Regions from separate parts of the Homo sapiens genome. Here region 2 is linked to region 1. A link is an interaction called in ENCODE POLR2A ChIA-PET data of the cell type or tissue named here. Cell type or tissue: Panc1. All regions are shown on one strand.

Region 1 (2,500 bases):
AAAAGGGACGAGGCTGATGGTCCCAGTCCAGACACACACATCCCAGCTCATCACAGCCCGAAGGGGTAAATGCCTTTGTGACTGCATTTTGCGTTTGAGACCCGAGGGACAGATGGGAATATGTGGTGTAGGTCACGCAGCTGCTGGGAGGGGAGTCGAATCCAGGTGGGGGCTCCAAGAAACCGAGGGGCTGCCCATCCCCCTCCCCGCTGCCTCCGGGAACAGGGCAGGGGGCTGCAGTCACCCCTGGCCCTCGTGGGGAGCCCCTCCCCACCTGTAAGAGGGTCTCACTGCAGCTGGAGCTGCTTCCCCTGCTGGCTTGATGGCACCCTGGCTTTCCCGGGTACTCAGGGAGGTCGGGTACACTGGGCGGGGACTTCCTCATGAGTTCCATGTGTGACCTGGGGCCACCAGGGTGCGCAGGAGCCCTCCTGACTGCCCCGGGCATTTCCTGGGCGTCTCCCAGGTATCTCCCATCCTGGTCTCCGGCAGGTCCCACCTGCTGCCTCCCCGGTGTGGACTTTCCTCTGCTGAGTAAACAGAAGACTGCCCCGGTGCCTGGACTTCCTCCCCAAACCTCCTCCTGCCACGTCCACCATGACCCCAGCCTCAGGGGCAGCCAAGCATCCACCACGACCCCAGCCTCAGGGGCAGCCGAGTATCCACCACGACCCCAGCCTCAGGGGCAGCCGAGTATCCACCACGACCCCAGCCTCAGGGGCAGCCGAGTATCCACCACGACCTCAGCCTCAGGGGCAGCCGAGGAGGCTCTGAGCTGCCCAGACCCGACGGGGCAGAACCGGCCCTGGGTGGCTAAGCGGGCGGGAAACGCAGAGGCAGGCGGCCGACAGCAGTGCGGGGTGAGCTGCCGGCTGGGCTGCTGGTGCCTTGGCTCCGGGAGACATCTTCCTTATTACGGCCAAATTCATCTTTGTTTTCCTTCCCAGTGACATCTGGCTCTCAGTGAGGTCCCACGAATTACAAAAAGCAGAAGTCTGAACTTCTGTTTTATTGCCACAGGAAACTCATTGCCACAGCACAGGCGGAAAGCCGGATCCCGGCGGGTCCTGAGTCCCCAGCTCCCACCCTCGGGGCAAGCTGCGAGCTCAGAAGTGGGGACTGGGGAGCAGTTATCTCTCACTCTCCTCATCGTCAGTTTCCAGCCCAACTGCCAGGTCTCCGCCTGAGTCTTTTCCACTGATGCTACAAGGGCGGTTTCCACTCCAGGAATTTTTTTTCCAGACAAGCAAAGCCCTTGCCTGCATTTGCTCTCGGCTAAGGCGGCCCTCCCAGGCCTGCCCGGTGGGCTGTTTCCCGCAGCACGGCCTGGGCTCCGCTGAAAGGAAGGTCCCGGCCTACGGAAGCGCAGAAGCAGAACCAGGCCTTCTCACTCTGCCCAGGAAAGTCAGGAGGTGGAGAATAAAACCCCCAGGAAAGGATCTGGGGTGTCGTTCACTGACGCAGGCTTTCCCAGAGAGACTGAGCCACGAGGTGGACGAACAGCGTGGTGTCCACCCAACCTGGCCCTGACACCAGGGATGGTGACGCTGTCGTGAGCCTCCCTCTGAGCTGCCCTCAAGCGGCCTGCACCTCCCTAGCCAGTACCCCAGCAGTTGTGTTTCCACCCCTCTCCTGCCCCTGCGAGGCAGCGGGTCCCAGCCCACAGTGTGCACTGGACTCTGCACACTCCCGGCCCACTCCCTGCCGTCCCCACGCTGGCCCTCCCGTGTCAGAACTCAGTGGGAAGTTCCAGGGGCCTGACCACCCTGGATGTGTCACAGACAGAGCCCCGTGGTACCCACCCGCGTCGGGCTCCTGCGCTGTGAGCTAGGAACTTCTGTGGGCCTCGGCTTCCCGGTCTGGAAAGTGGGGCAGCAGCGGTGCCCTCAGGGCTGGCTGCCGTGAGGATCCAATGCAGGGCCTGGGTGCCTCTCACTGCATGTGACTCTGCCCCCGCCTGGTATGGAGTAGGTGTTCGATCAATACTTGCCCAGGGAATGAGCACTGGAGGACAGGCACTTTTTGTCCTGTAAGTGAAGTGGTGGCAAAGCCACCCTCCGGCATTGACAAATTGTAGAGTTTAGGTCCTTTCCGTCCCCAGGGGCCTGGGGCCAGCCTGGGAGGTGACATCGGTTGCCTGGACGTGGATTTCTATGAACACTGGATGCCATGTCTGTGATAATAGCCGGGCAATGTTCCAGTGGCTTCTGGAGGGTCTTTAGCAACAACGACCTCCCTCCCCTGCACAGCAGGGCAGGAAGCAGAGGTGGGGCTGGCCAGAGGTGCAGACCTAGAGCAGCCGGGATGAGGCTGGCCTTGGGGCTCCATGACCCAGGCAGGGCAGAGGTCAAGTTCTCCCACCCGTGCCCTGACCCCAGATGGGCCCCAGGGCCTGTATCCAGGTGAGGGCTTTTGCACCTACAGTGCTAACCCCGAGTCATGACCGAGCCCTCAGCCACCAGATCCCCCAGTCCCTTGGGGGTGCTCAGGTGCTCTAAGA
Region 2 (2,500 bases), 100 kb before region 1:
ACGGGGAGCGTGGGGAGGAGAGCGGTGAGGCCGAGCACGGGGTGCGTGGGGAGGAGAGCGGTGAGGCCGAGCACGGGGTGCGTGGGGAGGAGAGCGGTGAGGCCGAGCACGGGGTGCGTGGGGAGGAGAGCGGTGAGGCCGAGCACGGGGTGCGTGGGGAGGAGAGCGGTGAGGCCGAGCACGGGGAGCGTGGGGAGGAGGGTGGTGAGGCTGAGCATGGGGTGCGTGGAGGCTGAGCACAGGGTGCGTGGGGAGGAGAGCGGTGAGGATGAGCACGGGGTGCATGGGGGAGGTGGCCAGTGAGGGGCGCACACACCCTGGGATGGCTGCAGGCCTGGACCTGCTGCCCGGCAGACCGGTGGACGCTGACTCACCTGGCCTGCAGTGACGTGCCCTGGCCACCATGCGAGGGCAGGCTCCCTCATCCCTCCTTCAAACGTGGTCTGCTTCCCACACAGAAAGGGGCCGTTGCTGCCACCTGGGAGAGAGGGGCCCTTGTCAGGCCACTGGGACCAGATGTCCCCAGGCCCTCCCCCTCCCTCCCCACTGAGTCACTGAGACTGGTCATAGGGACAAAGGGCCCGGCCAAGGCACTCTGGCTGGAGTGCATGATCCGAGCCTCGGGGTGGCTCTCCAGGGGCTCATCTGAGATGCCGCGGCTGCAAAGTCTCCTGGAGAAAGTGGGGACATCATGCCCACTGAGGAAATGGAAACACAACCATACGGTGTCAGCAAGACTCAGAGAGGTACACTCCCGCAGCAGAGGCCCTGGGTGCCACGTGCGCAGCTGCCGACTGGTGCTTCCCGAACGTGAATGTTCACAAGCCTCCCGGTGTTTGGGGTACTTAAAATGCAGCCAACTTCTGGCCTCCCCATGGTTCTGACTCAGTCAGTCACGGTGGGGCGTAGGAATCTGTGTTTCTGACAAGCCCCCAAGACCGGATTTTGGTTTCTGAACCATCACTTGTGGGAAGTGGTCACGGGGCAAAGGCCATCTCAGGTGACTACACCATCCCTGGCTCACTCCCAGACATGGAAGAAGGGGGTGGGGGGCCCACGTCAGGGACAAAAGCCACCCCTGCTGCTGTAGCCTGAGCCACTTGAGGCTCTCTCAGCTTCGGGTCCCCTGAATAAAAGGGAAAAAGGAAACGAAGGGGCCGGCTGCGGTGGCTCATACCTGTCATCCCAGTACCTTGGGAGGCCGAAGCAGGGGGACTGCTTGAACTCGGGAGTTCAAGACTAGCCTAGACTGGTTTCTACCAAAGAGAGACCACGGCTAAACCCCATCTCTACAAAAATACAAAAATTAGCTGGGTGTGGCGGCACGTCCTGTAGTCCCAGCTACTCAGGAGGCTGAGGTGGGAGGATTGCTGGAGCCCAGGAGGTCAAGGCTACAGTGAGCTGAGATCGCGCCACTGCACTCCAGCCTGGGCAACAGAGCGAGACTCCTTCTCAAAAAAAAAAAAAAAAAAAAAAAGAAAATATTTTTCCGGCAGTGAAAAAGTGAACCATCCAGGGGAGGCAAAGTCACCGCAGCTCCTTCCTGCGCTGCCATCCAACCCCGAGCGGCAGCGTGGGGAAGCCTCTGAACGGAACCTCGCAGGCAGCTCTGCTCAGAGCCCCTCACGGGCAAACACGCCAACACCCGCAACCCGGCCTGTCTCAGGGAGGGCCCTGCTCACAGCAGCAGAGCCACAGAACCTGTGAAGGGACAATGGACACTGAGCTGGGGACACTGGCCACTTCTAGGGGACACTCAGGCTCACAGGAGGCCATGCTGTGCTTCTTCTCCTTCCCTCCCTCCCTTTCTTTCCTTCTCTCTCCCATCCCCTTTTTTTTTTTTTTTGACATGGAGTCTCGCTCTGTCGCCCAGGCTGGAGTGCAGTGGTGCGATCTCGGCTCACTGCAAGCTCCGCCTCCCGGGTTCAAGTCATTCTCTTGACTTAGCCTGCCCAGCAGCTGGGACTACAGGTGCCCGCCACCACGCCTGGCTAATTTTTTGTTTTTCAGTAGAGATGGGGTTTCACCGTGTTAGCCAGGATGGTCTCGACCTCCTGACCTCGTGATCCACCCGCCTCAGCCTCCCAAAGTGCTGGGATTACAGGTGTGAGCCACCACGCCCAGCCCCCTCCCCTGCTTTCTTTCTCTGGGATGTTCTGTTTCTAGTCTTGTGCTGGGTGCTGGGTGTGTGGGTTCTCATCTTGTTACAAATAGGTACATATACCATTTGTTGGTATGAAACATGCCATTTGTTGGTATGAAACATTCCATCATTTAGAAATGAAGACTCAGGTCGCTGGGACCCTTGCCCCTGCTGGCTGGTGGTTGTGGGTGCTGGCGTCGAGGTGGGCCCCCCCGGGCTCCCCATGGGGAATGACGGCCAACACCACCCTCCCCCCACCCAGCACCCTGCCTCCTGGGAGCTGCCTGTAGCCCTCCACACATGGGTCTGTTGGGGGCCTCGACTCGTGGGTCTGACTCCAGTGGGCGGGAGATGGAG

The links. ChIA-PET counts read pairs that join two places held together with the same protein. Peaks named below come from ENCODE experiments on the same cell type or tissue, not always from the same donor. Only the 100,000 strongest peaks of a DNase experiment are listed, where the experiment ranks them.
Region 2: POLR2A ChIA-PET joins it to region 1 with 10 read pairs; 3 of 35 experiments call an interaction of 5 or more read pairs at or near these places.

Annotation. Positions count from the first base shown.
Region 1 is chr16:88,935,784-88,938,283 of GRCh38, forward strand. All of the region lies in intron 1 of CBFA2T3 (CBFA2/RUNX1 partner transcriptional co-repressor 3), which reads right to left. LOC107984871 (a long non-coding RNA gene) reads right to left here. Exons shown (of 2, transcript XR_001752305.3): 1 at 1,803-2,500; 2 at 995-1,355. Among named protein-coding and RNA genes, the nearest start is that of CBFA2T3, 40 kb to the right of the region's middle. RefSeq lists an enhancer at 482-681. In Panc1, a CTCF peak has its summit at 432 (motif pointing right); no DNase peak of the experiment used is centred here; H3K27ac peaks cover 780 bases.
Region 2 is chr16:88,831,624-88,834,123 of GRCh38, forward strand. GALNS (galactosamine (N-acetyl)-6-sulfatase) reads right to left here. Exons shown (of 14, transcript NM_000512.5): 9 at 375-478. Among named protein-coding and RNA genes, the nearest start is that of APRT, 21 kb to the left of the region's middle. In Panc1, no CTCF peak of the experiment used is centred here; no DNase peak of the experiment used is centred here.